2 separate regions of the Mus musculus genome follow, and region 2 is linked to region 1. A link is a contact called in ENCODE Hi-C or POLR2A ChIA-PET data. All regions are on one chromosome and are shown on one strand. Each heading gives the region's core, a stretch centred on a gene start or an enhancer-like site at or near the end of the contact. The rest is flanking DNA. Distances are from core to core; before and after follow the strand shown.

Evidence for each region. A loop is a pair of places that touch in the nucleus more often than their neighbours do. ChIA-PET counts read pairs that join two places held with the same protein, here RNA polymerase II (POLR2A).
Region 2: POLR2A ChIA-PET joins it to region 1 with 11 read pairs in embryonic stem cell. The contact joins the promoter of Strip2 here to the enhancer-like site in region 1. A Hi-C loop is called at or near these places in 3 of 37 maps with a recorded cell type or tissue (all heart). POLR2A ChIA-PET finds 5 or more read pairs at or near these places in 4 of 5 experiments (Patski and embryonic stem cell).

What each region holds. Positions count from the first base shown.
Region 1 is chr6:29,872,313-29,878,959 of GRCm38, reverse strand. It overlaps Ahcyl2 (S-adenosylhomocysteine hydrolase-like 2), which reads right to left. Exons shown (of 17, transcript NM_001171000.2): 5 at 329-431. Among named protein-coding and RNA genes, the nearest start is that of Strip2, 41 kb to the left of the region's middle. Within about 2 kb of position 3,224, at least 1 of the 3 ENCODE cell types and tissues checked has a DNase peak (open chromatin) inside an H3K27ac peak, as active enhancers do; it is heart, where a contact is called at or near this core.
Region 2 is chr6:29,913,807-29,920,453 of GRCm38, reverse strand. Strip2 (striatin interacting protein 2) reads right to left here and starts at 3,441. Exons shown (of 21, transcript NM_177204.3): 1 at 3,224-3,441. The coding sequence starts at 3,379.

The DNA of each region.
Region 1 (6,647 bases), core at 1,975-4,474:
AACCTGCAGGAACTGGAAAACCCTGCACAAACTATGGCTCCGGTGTTCCATATTACCGTGAGTGGTGAGTAGTGTTCACTGGTGGTCTCTTTGTGAATGGAAGCAGTGTGACTAGAACATGAGACACGGGCAGCTATTTGCCAACTGTAAAGACCAGTTAACTAAATCATGTTTGAGTAAAGAAGTCCTCCAAGAGAACAAATCAACAGGATCCATTGCTTCAAAGGCAGCTGCCTTACAGCCAATCTTCCTTAAAGATTTGCGTTGAAACACTGGAACTTCTTGAAGACTTATCTAAGATAAAGACAGAACAGAGCCCAACTCTTACCACTTTCTGCGAGAGCAGCAGCCACTTCATTGAGGGTGGAGTAGATGTTGCAGGCAGCCCATCGGCACTGTGCCCCCAGAGCACCCAGTGTCTCCATAAGCACCTGTGTTAAAGAGTGGGGAGACAACCAAGCCTGCATCACACACCTGCTTAAGACTTAGTTTATCTTCTGTTAAAGACAGGGTCTCACGTAGCTGGGCACTCTTGCTCCACCTCCTTTCACTTCTCCAGCATTGCAATTACAGCCATGCACACCACTCCTGTCTGTGCTTCTGTCTCTATACATCTTGATACAACACATCAAGAGTAAACTAGGCCAAGTATTTCAAGTTGTATTTTATAGAACAGCTTCAGTATTTTCAACACAGGGCAGAGAAGTAGGCTCCAGTAAGCTGACTCTATACTTTCCCCAGTTAAGAGTAATTACGAATTTCAGAGAAAAAAATTTTGTATCAAAATACAGACATACAGTTTTGGATCTCTTTCCGATACATAAAGTACGACAGTTCCAACGTGAAAAGATTACATAATGCTGGGGATGCAGAGTGTTTGCCTTGTATACAGGAAGCCCTGGATTAGATTCCCAGCACCTAATCAAACCAGGCATAGTGGCACAGGCCTAGAATCCAGCACTGGCTAAGTGGAGGGAAGAGAACCAGATGGTCAAAGTCATCTTTCAAAGTTTGAGGTCAATTTGGAGTACAAGCCCTGATGTAGACTGGGACTGTTTCATTCTTGGCAAAGCATGGAAGGAAATGGTAGTTGCATATATAAGGGTAAGAAAAATTTGCGAAAATTTAAACTGAAGGCCAAATGTAGAAAGGAAGTGTGTAATTTGGAATTCTGCATTGCTCCTACTAGACACAAGCTTTCATACTCACAGGCAAGGAAGGTCCCTTCCAAGAGCACCTGCCGAGTACTCACAAGAAAAGCTAGAGTCAAGGGGCTGACTGCCAATACACTAGTCTCTCTCACAGAAAGCAAAAGCCTTAAGTAACAGAAGTTTAGCAATCATGTCTGCATTAAGAGCCATGCAAAAACTCTTCATGGGGGACAGGAAAGCAAAACTGGAAGATTCACAGGGACTGTCCAGAGCTCAGGGTAGGTCACTATTTATAATACTATAAAAGATCCATTACTTCTCTCTTTTTCCACAAAAGACAAGAAAGTATCTTCTGCTAGACTTACCAACTAAAAGAAAAAAATTGGCAGCTATAGAAAGCAACAGAGACACTAGGAAAGCCCTCCCCTCACAGATGCCTGCTTAATACTAAGCAGTCAATACTGACTGGATCAGAAGATTCAAGACCCTCACTTACCCTCACCAAGAAGGCGAGCCCTACCACAAAACAACAGTCAATGGCTTCAGGTAAGGCAGGCCCCTCTGTGGCATACTGGTGTTCAAGTAGCTGAAAGCTGAGGGCAAAGTAGAAAACACCAGGGAAATAACCTATAATCAATCAGTCTGAGTAACCTATCATCTTCAGTCCACTGCTGAAGAAACCTGAAGCCTATAGTGCTCAACCCAGCTGAAATTCCAGGCAGTTCACGACTCTGATGGAAATGAAAAACTCATCAAAGCTTTTTAAGATGTGAAAACAAAAGCTAGAAGTTCATTTGCTTAGCATCTTGAAGCGCTGGATTTGACCTTCAGCGCTCAGTAAATTAGGTGTGGTGGCACGTGCCTGTAATCCCAGCACTCAGAGGAACCCAACTAGAAATCCAAGGTCATCCCTAGCTACATGGAGATTTCCAATTCAAGGGAAGCTTGGATTAAGTGAGGCTGTCTCCAAGAAAGCAAAACAAAAGCTATGATTAATAACATGTTTATGTTAATAAAAAGATAACAATATTCACAAACAGGGAAGTTAACAGAGATAGAAACTATAAAAACAAGTGAAATACAATGCCAGAAACAAACAGACAAAAAAAAAAAAAAAAAAAAAAAAAAAAAGATCACAACATAATGAAAAGCCATGTAAGGTTCTAAGAATCCTTAGTCTTTCTAGACTGGGCACTTTCAAGGACAGTTAGTCACCTTAAAGACAGCAGAAGAGAAATTACAAACTAAAACACAAAGAGCAAAGGAGAGTAGGGAAACAAAACCAAACAAACTGAACAGACCAGCCACGATGAATGGGATATTATCAAATGATCTGACACATGTCACTGAAGTTCCCAAAAGTAAAGACAGAGAGAACAGAGCAAAGCAAATCCATTTAGAGTTAGTGAGCAGTCACTTTCCAAAATTAACAAAAGAGGATCCAGGAACAAGAGCTGAATAGTGCCAAGGTCCACTGAAAGTAGCCCCTGTGAGTTCCTTCAAAAAGGTCTTATTCCAAGGCGTGTATGGGAAGAGTGGATAGGAGTAGATCATGATGTACCAGAAACAAGGAAAAATACTTGAGGAATGAAAAGAAAGGCCAAATGACAAAGACAAAGGCTGGGACGAGACTCAGTCAGGAAAGTGCTGGCTTGCAAGCATGAGGACCCAAGTTTAATCTCCAAGATCTTCATGTAAAACAAAATTAAGGGGGAAAGGCTGATGACAGCAGACTGCTGAAGCTTGTTGCCTGCTTGGAGAGCACCAGGCTAGTGAAGAGACCCCATTTCAAACAAAGTGGATGACTATTAGGGAAAAGGACAGCTGATTTTATTCTCTGACTGTATACACAGGCACAAATGAACACACAGACACACACAACACACACACAAATTTTAAAGTGGGCTGGAGGGGTATCTCAGCAGGTAAAGTGCAAGGAGGGCCTGAGTACGGATGCCCAGCACACATGTAGAAAGCTGGCACAGTGGACCGTGCCTGTAATCCCAATGGTGTGTGCCTGGATTCCAGCACCGGGAGGTGGTGACGGGAGGGCCCTGAGGCTTGCTGGCCAGATAGACAGCTATTCGAGCCAAATCAGTGAGCTCTAGATTCAGCTGGAGTATGCCTAAAAAAATAAGATGGAATGTGACTGAGGGAGACAACTGAGGTTGACTTCTAGCCTCCACATGCATACACACATATATGAACACAAACAGAAACCCTCTCCCTGCCCCACATACATGGGGGCAAGGAGAGAAAGAGAGAAAGAAACAATTTTTAAAAATAAGCCATAGAAACCACATTTGGGGCATCTTTTGGACAAACTGAGGATAAAATAAGCATTAAAATATTGAAAATAGTAGATTATAACTCATTAAGTAAGAACAGGAAACAATGGGTTGGGCACGGAAAAAATGCTGAAGGAATGTCGTTAACTCAAGTATAACTTTCGACCTTAATGAGACTAAGAACCTGCATTCAAAAATGTTCAAGTGTGGTGTCGCGTATACTTATAATCTTGCTCTCAGGAGGCAGGAAGAAGTTTAGTTTAAGGATAGCTTGGGATACACAGACAATTCCAAGCTACTTTGGGTTACATACATAGTGAGACCATCTAGAAAAATTAAAAACAAGGTACCACCAAGATGGCTCAAAAGGTAAATTCCTTGGCTGCTAAGCCTGAAGAGGGTTTTGGATACCCTGAAACTGGAGTTATAGGCCATTGTGAGCCCTCCAGCATGTGCTGAAAAACAAACTCTGGTCTTCTGCAAGAGTAGCAAGCACTCTTAACTGCTGAGCCTTGTCTCTCCAGTTCCTTGACTTAAATTTATTATAATTTAGTAGCAACAGCAATGAAATTAGGTTAGAAGACCCAACTAAGAAATGATTAACTACATACTAGAGGGGACATAGGAGACTCCTCCCTTTTTCCTCCTTGTTTCTTTTGGGAGGGGCTGGGTCTTATGTAACCCAATAGCCCAGGCTGGGCACAAGCTAGTTCACTAGGTAGTGGAGAATGACCCCGAACTTGTAATATTCTTGCCAGCCTTTCTAGAGCTGGGACCACAGGAACGCACCACCATGTTGGGTTTAATGGTGGTGGGGATCAAACTCACGGCTTTGTGGTGCTAGGCAAGCACTCAGTTAACTAAGCTACATCTCTAGCCCTCAGCCTTTATATTTCTATATTATATAGAGGTAATATTAGATTATTATATAATTAATGCAAACATAGTTAGAAAAATTACAGAGATTAAAAAAAATTAGGATAGAAATAATAAAATGATATTAAATTGGTAAATTAATAATAATTCATTCATTCAGGAAAATAGTCTGAGATAAAAACAAACTAGATATAACTTAGCAACATGATCCAGTACGTAGAGGACTTCCTATTTTAAGCTATCACACTGAATTCTCATGTGAGAAGCGTAGGAAAGATTTTAAGCATGCTTTGCCTCAATTCATTAATCTGTAGCTCCAAAAAGAAATTAAATTTTAATTTATTGTGTTAATTTTAGGAATTCAGGGTATCCTTTTCCTCAGAGCCATTTAACTCAGCAGTCTCAGAGGGAATTCAGATGCTATCTGTCTCCATGGAATCTCTGTCTGCCCTTCATTAACAATGTGACCATGTGAGTGAGTGCTGAGGGACAGTCTCTTCCAAGTTGACTGACGTGCCGGGGATAAAGCTCAGTGATAGGAATGCCTGTCCAGTCTGTGTAAGGCCCTGGGTTCAGTCTCCTGCACTGAAAAACAAACAACTTAACTAACTAACTGGGTCTGGTACACGTTTCTGAAATCCCAACACTCAGGAAAGAGGCAGGAAGATCAGGTGTTTGACCAATACCAACTTCATCTGCTACGTAGCAATGTCAGCTTGAAAAGGCTGGTTCACTGGGTAAAGTGCTTGTTGTGCAAGCATGGAGGCCTGCATTCTGATCACCAACCCCCATGTACAAGCTGGGTGCCATGGAGTGCCTCTGTGAGCCTGCTGATAGGGGAGCAGGGACAAGTGTATCTCTGAGGCTTTCTGGCCAGCCACTCCAGCCAATCAGTAAGCTGCAGGTTCAATGAGATCTCTCTCTCTCTCTTTCTCTGTTTTGTTTGTTTGTTTTTTGTTTTGTTTTGTTTTGAGACAGGGTTTCTCTGTGTAGCCTTGGCTGTCCTGGAACTCACTCTGTACACCAGGCTGGCCTCAATCTCAGAAATTCACCTGCCTTTGCCTCCCAAGTGGTGGGATTAAAGGTGTGTGCCACCACTGCCTGGTGAGAAACCCTTCTCAAAAAATAAGATGATAGTGACTGAAGATCCCCACCTCTGGCCTCTACAAACACACACACACACACACACACACACACACACACACACACAGAGAGAGAGAGCGCACAGAACAAAGACAGAGCGAGCACATGCACACTAGCTAGTTTTTGCATGGTGGCATATACCACCCATAATACCCATAATTCTAGCATCTGGGAGATTGAGACAGGAGATCATGAGTTCAAGACCAGCCTCAGCTACCCAGCAGTTTTGAGGCCCATCTGGGCTACATGAGACCCTGTCTTAGAAGAAAGAGACGGGGAGAAGGAAGATGACTTAAATCTTACAAGTCCCATAAAAAGTGCTAGAATGTTTTCAATACACCACTTTTCCTTTGGATCTCAATGTATTTGGAACTCCAAACCTACTACATTTTGGATGACAACTCAAAAGAAGAGATGTAGAGTACTATAGGACTACTTAGTTTGCCACAGTGATTGTCGGGGGAAGAAAGGCCAGGGATCTGAAACAATGAAGATTAGGATATCCACTTACAAGAAAAAACTGCTGATCTGGAATAAACTTCATTTGTCCTAATGAAAGTTCACATGGGTGAAAATCCTAACTTAAAATTATTTGGTCTTAGAGACTATCAGTACTGACAGAAGTATTTTTTATAGTTTCAGTAACAGTCCTTCTAGGAATGCAACAATTGTATCAGTGAATAGAGAATGCTGACTTTTCACTGTGGTTGTCAGGAGTTGGAAAGAGTTGCTTTTCCTTTCATAAAATCAATGAAAATGTTGTTTTAATATTCTGGACATAATGTCAGGCATGGTGGTGCATGTCTATAATTACAGTACTCAGGAGACAGAAGGATTAAACATTCAAGCTAGCTTTAGCTAAAATAGCAAGTTAGAAACCAGTAGAGGCTACATGAGATACCGTCACACACAAGAAAATGAGCAAGCCGGGCGTGGTGGCACATGCCTTTAATCCCAGCACTTGGGAGGCAGAAGTAGGCGGATTTCTGAGTTCGAGGCCAGCCTGGTCTACAGAGTGAGTTCCAGGACAGCCAGGGCTGCACAGAGAAACCCTATCTCAAAAAACAAAAACAAACAAACAAACAAAAAGAAACGAGCAAAAAACAGGATCTGGAGAGATGGCTCAACAGTTGAGAGCAGAGTTTGGTTCTCAGCACCACAGTCTATAATGCCATTTCTAGAGTGTCCA
Region 2 (6,647 bases), core at 2,192-4,691, 41 kb before region 1:
GAGAAAAATTTCTGGTAATGGGAAAAGAGGTTGCCAAAGAAAGAATATACATCAATTTCGCTTTTTTCAAAAAACGAAGTAAATGGCTCAGGAATGTGATTCTTCTCTGGCCTTCACACACATGCGCACACAAGTACCCATCCAACTGCACAGAAAGAAAGGGGTGGGGTGGGGGTGAGAAGATTCCTGAAACAATGACCTGCAGTTTGATATAATGAAAAAAAAATGGCTTTGCTCAGGCTTGGTGGTTCATGCCTTTGATCCTAGCACCTAGGAGGCAGAGATAGGTGGATCTCTGAGTTATGAGGCCAGCCTGGTCTACACAGTGAGTTTCGGGACAGCCAGTTCTATACAGAGAAACCCTGTCTCAAAACAATAAAACTGTGCTCTTAGACATGTGCATCTTAGGATGGTGACTCTTAGAAAGAACACAGTCTCTATACCCATCTGAGCCCATACCTTGTCTATGAGTTTCTTCTATTTGGACGTTTCTGATTTGAACCTTTTATTTAAAAATTAGAATCTTAAATATAAACACCCCAGAGTTCAGTCATTCTAGCAAATTATCGTTCAAACTTGAAAGGGGTAATAGTAACCTGAGTTTACAGTTGGCCAAATAGAAATGTATACCATCTAGGAACTTCAGTTGTGGCTTGCATATGAATTGGGGGCAATCTTGTATGTTCACTACATCTGGGCAATTAGTGTCAGAATTGAATTCATTTGTAGGACATTCAGTTGGCATCAGTAACTATTGTTGGAAAATGCTCAGTTTTCTCACCCATAAAATAGGACAATAGTAAGGTTTTCTTCACTGGGTCACTGTAAAGACTAAGAGTTAAGTACAAGAAATGCCCTTATCATGCATATCTATCTATCTATCTATCTATCTATCTATCTATCTATCTATCTATCTATCTATCTATATCTTGATTTGTGCCAATTGTAATTCTCTTCTAGCAAAATTTTCAGGAGTTCTAGGAAAAGAAAACTATTTTCCCTAAGGATTTTCTTTACTGGAAAACAAAGAGGGAAGGAAAAGCAGATTTGGGCACTGCAAAGATGACAGGGGACGTACTAACAGTCATACCCTTTGCCTTAGAAGGTGGAAGTAACACTAATTTTTCCAGCAAGGCTTTTGGAGGCAATGAGCCCAGACAGAGATGATTACTGCAGTTGTTCATTTCCAAGCATGAAGAATGCAGCTGCGGAAAGTCAGGAGGTGAAACTCCGGGGAGCCACACTGAGCTCACTGGCAAAAGCAACACACTACGAGAGCCTTTTTCCTGCAGGGGACTGAGACAGGTGGGGATTGTGCCATGCCTCTACTTCAGAAGGAAGACCCAGCCTATCACTCTGGGGTCATTTATTTGCATATTGTGTCTCCCCACCTTTCCTGGAATGCTTGCTCTAGAAGGGCAAAGACCCTTCTGCCTTATTCACTGATATATCATTAACATCTTGTAACTTCATTGCTAGCCCCTCAAAATATTTGATCAAGAACAATGTTTCACTTCCTCCGTTTTGAGCTGTCCTCCAACATGGCCTCACCACCACAATAGTCCTCTGAAACCATGAGCCAAGATTAAACTTTTCCTTCATCGAAAAACACACCAATGTCTCTCTTGAGGAAGGAGGTATAAGGCACTTTTAAAAGAAAATCCCTACAAAGAAACCCTGTCTGTACAAGATGGTGACTTTGGGGGCAGTTTCCCCTGCTCCATTTACCTTTTAGGAACTAGGAGACGGGGGTGAGAGCTTAATGGCAGTGTATATGCTAGTGTTGGTCTCTGTACAACAAATAACCAAATAGACAGATTGATCACTTTGGAAACTGTGAAATACTATTTAAATGAATCACCACAGACTAGGACTCCCTCTGCCCCTTAACGAGAATGATGACAGTTATAAGTACTGACCAATTAATTATATGAACTGTTTAAAAGGCTTTGTGTTCGATTATCTCAACCTTCTGAGTTATTCAGTGGTAACTGTTTTACAAAAGAAACTAGGTTAGTTAATTTGCCTAAAGCCACACAGATAATAAATGGAGGTACTGAAACAGACAGACAGACAATTGGCCAGACAGACACTGAAACTTGGTGGTTTTGGCCATTCACTGTCAGCCAAGTGTCTGATCTCAGGAGAGTTGGTTTTATCTCTTTTACCTTTTGTCTCTAGATGACCAGACCCCTTTTCTGCTGCTGGGGATCAATTTAGAGTCTTGTGTAAGCTACACAAGCACTCCATCACTGAGCCACATCCCCCCAACTCCGTGGCTTCTACGTAGTAAAATGAAAGGTTAGGCTCACTGTGGTAGCATATTTTGTAATCCTAACACCTGAAAAACAGAGGCAGGAGGATCAAAGCTCTCCTCAGTTACACAGTGAGTTCAAGCCCAGCCAGGGCAAGTTGTCAATAGACGTTGCCATGGGCTGTCTCAAATAATTAAATCCAGATGAAATCGAATCAAATAAAGGCTAAACCAGATGACCTTCACATCCCCTTCCACATACATTTCGTTCCCCCTGAGTCCCTGCTTGTATGCAGTTTTGCTCTTGGTTGATAGATGGAATATGGCTAGATAAAATGTAGGGGAATAATAATAATTCATTCCTTTCCATGTCCCAAGTTAGTTTTTTTTGGTTTTGGTTTTGTTTTTTTCCTAAGAAAAGGTGGAAGATATTTAAATAGCCATCCCATTAGCTGCATCCTGGGACTGCTACTCTCAAACGTCGCCCTGGTCCTATCCCAGCTTGAATCCTGTCTTTCAACCCTCCTAGAAAAGGGGCGAGCTGTTCGCGGAAGGCGCTCCCTAAGCCACCGCCATCACCCGAGGGCAGGAGATATAGCAAGGGGAAGGCTGGTGCTCCAGGCTGGTCTGGTCCAGTCCAGTGCCAGTTGCTGCAGTGTGAAGAGGGAGGGCGTGCTGCCCGCCAGCCCACCCTCCCCTCCCGCGGCAGAGCTCGGGCTCCCGCCCCTCCGTCCAGTCCCTGCACCTCTATGCGCTGGTTCCCCATCGGTACACCGGGATCCAAATTCCGGCTTCACCGGGCGGCAGCTGTCAAGTATCTGGAAAGTATCTGTTACGCTCTTCGCGCCGGTTAGGAAAACCGCAGGCCAAGGCAAGAAAGCGGGCGACCCGCAGCGGGAAGGGACCGGGCTGAGGGCCGCTCCACCTCAGCCGCCGCTTCCCGCTGGCGGATACCTCCGGGTTCCTCACCTCCGACTCCCGCCGCTGGTTGCGGAACGTTTCCCTGCCCTTGGGCACGGCCGGCTTCCCTTTGCCGCCGTTGCCGTTCCCGTTCCCATTGCCGTTCCCGTTGCCGTTGTCATTAGCAGGAGAGCCGGCGGGCCCCGGTGCCGCGGGGTCGTCCATGCTGGGAAGGTTCCCTTCAGCGGTTCGCCTCAGCGGCTCCCTACCGTAGCTCCAAGATCTCTGCCCAGGGCGACCCCGCCACAGCGCGCGCCCGGGACCAGGCCCCGCCCCCTGAACTCCGATTGGCTGTAACTACTCTCCGAGGCCCCGCCCCGAGATGCGATTGGCTAATCAGCCATCCAGAGGCGGGGGCTCTTTCAAGGAATATTTTCCCCATGGACCCCCGGCATTTTTACTGCTCAGTTGCTGGTAGCCTGGGACTAGTAGACTCCACGTCCAGCTCCACGATTCGAATTCTGAACCCTGAGCGCAAGGCGGCTTAGCTCCGTGCTGCATGCTCTTTTCAGTGCTGTTCCTGTCCCACATAGCAGCCTTTTCCTGAGAGCCCTAGTCCATCCCTGGTCCAAAGTGCCTACGTTTCGGCGGTACTAGACCCGGACCCCCTCATCCAGGCTGCTGCACGCCTGTGACATCCCGCTTTGTCGCAGAAAGGGCTTGGCCTTCAGGATAACCTGAGCCACCACACCATAAACTTACCCTCTCAGGAAGCTTTCGGAAGAGAACTCTTGGAGGAGAGAATGAGAGTTGCGGGGAGGGACCTAACTGAAATCCCTGAGGGCTGCTCCCTGTCATTTGTCCCTAGCTGTGTGGGCGCCTTCTTTTTGGTGCGAATAGATGGCAAGCTCCCACCCTCACCCGCTGCTCTTTCCTTCCCATTTCTAAAACAATCCTAATCTAAGTCTAAGATGTTGAGTTCGATCCCCGGGTCCTCACTTGGTGGAAGGAGAGAATGAACAGCCAAAAGTTGTCCTTTGACACCAGACCTCCACACATGCTCCTGGTGTCCTCCCCGATTCCCATATACAAACAAATAAATATTTAAATTGAAAAGAAAAAAAAATCCTACGCCCTAAGAGCTAAAAGTAACCAGAAGGTAACCGGGTAGTTGAAGGCTGTGGATTCGGCTCTCTCCCGAATACAATTTAAATATATTGGCAGGTCTGGCTTGACAATGGATGAAGGGAATGGGAGGGACCAAATCGCTATGGTAACCCATGACTTTAAGACAGTGAAAGGATCATTGAGTTGGGACTGTGCCAAGCGTTGTATGTGTTTTCTTGGTACCACACCTCTTCCGGACAGGTTATTTTTTACGAATCCAGTTTTTATTGATGAGGAAATTCTGAAGCACAGAGAACACCCAAGGATTACATTAAGTCTTGTCTCAGTGTGGTAAGTATGCTGCTCTATAGAAGAAACTTCCGTTCACTTGGTTTACTTCAGTCTTGGCGTTTCAATTGCTGTGATAAAAATCCATGACCAAAAGTAACTTGGGTAAGAGAGGGTTTGTTTCATCTGATAGCCTACAGCTCATTACCTAGGGAAGCAGGAACTGTGCTTTCTGGCTTGTCCCTCCTCGCTTTTTAATACAACTGCTTACAGTGAGCCAGGCCCTTCCACATCAACCATCAGCCAAGAAAATGCCCCATAAACTTGCGCACACACAGGTCAGACTGCTGGGGTGTTTTTCCTCAATGGAAATTCCCTCTTCCAAAATGACTCTTTCTGGTGTCAGGTTTGCACAAAACCAGCCAGCACAGCTACTGATCTTTAAGATGACTCCTACTTCTCTACATTTTTTTTTTTTTTTGATCCTCCTAACTGTATTAGGTATGTTGCTATCAAACCAACTTTGCTGGGATCCCAAATTCTAGTACTGTATTCTTCTCAACCAATGGAATTATTTCTCCTTTTCTTAGGAATAATTCCATTCTTTTTTAGACATGGTTTCACATTGTAGCTCAGAATAGCCTAGAACTATGTAGCCTAGCCATGGTAACCCTCCTTCATCCTCCTGAGTACTGGAACTACAGACATGAGACTTTGTACAGATCTTAACCCCATTTCTTTAAAAAAATATATTATTTATGCATATGAGTCTTTTGTCTGTGCAGCAAATGCTTCCTGGTGCCCATGGAGGCTAGAAGAGGGAAGATGTCCTGGGACTCGAGTTACAGATGGTTGGGAGCCACCATCTCAGCTCCTCTGCAAGAGCAATTTGTGGTTTTAATGACTGAGCCATTTCCCCAGGCCCTCAACTTTTTTCTTCTTTACCTTTCTGCTAGTTGGCAGGTGATAGGGGGAAGGAGGACATCAACCAAGACCATATTCTTTGGAGATTTCTGGGTACTTTTCATGGTCCCCAACATTTCACCAGTCTTCCAGTCCCACTCCTACGCCACTGTGGATGTAAGCTTCTTCGTAGGGTCAAGCTTCATTGTGATTTTTTTTCCCTAGAGCTGAGGACTGAACCCAGGGCCTTGAGCTTGCTAGGCAAGCGCTCTACCACTGAGCTTAATCCCCAACCCCCGTTGTGGTTTTTTGTTGTTGTTGTTGTTTATTTTTTGAGTCACAGTCTCATGTAGCTCAGGCTGGCTTAAACCATGGTTTAAGTGAAGATGACCTTGAACTCCTGATCTTCCTGTCTCCAAAGTTCTGGGGTTACAGGTGTGCACCACTAAGCCTGGTTCTTCATTGGTTTTGCATACCACATTTCTGTATGTTTAACACAGGGGGTCACAATCTATGGTGTATTAACATTTTGGACAGAAAAATTAAGGCAGAGTGTCCATATGTTTTAAGCTGTTCAGTAGAGCTTTTGGCTGTCCCCAACAGATGCCAGCAGCATTTTCCCTTTAGTTATGACAACCAAAAATGCCTTTAAACATTGCAATATATCCCCTGGAGAGCAAAAATCTCCTGTTGCAATATCTTGGCTTTGTAAATAAACTCATGTGAATTTATTTCCAAGAAAGTCTTTGGCTCAAGGCACAAACTACTTGATTTTGGAATTTTTCAGGGTATAATTTGTTAAAACTCTTAAAAATGTACAATCTACATTAAAATCCACAATCCATGCTTAGGTTATGCCTGCTTCAGTGCGACACCCTTGCCATAGCAAAGCCCATTGGGTTTCTTACTAAAGAGTTCTTTGTCTAGCTCTCTGTTCTTTGTGTACCTGTTGTCTTAAGCAGTCAATTGCCACTTAGGATTGACAGTCCCAGAAATGATTTTCCTGTGATCCCAGCTGGTCAGGAACATCCTCACAGGGTCTCCTTTTGAGGCTTTCTTCCTTTTCCTGTTTATCCCTAGGGCAAAGACTGATGTGTTTGGAGTGGCACTGAGGAGGTCTTCTCCCGTTGGCTTCTATCTAAAGGTAACTGAGCCTAGAGCTCCATCTGGCTTTGCTTTCAGAGATGGGAATTGA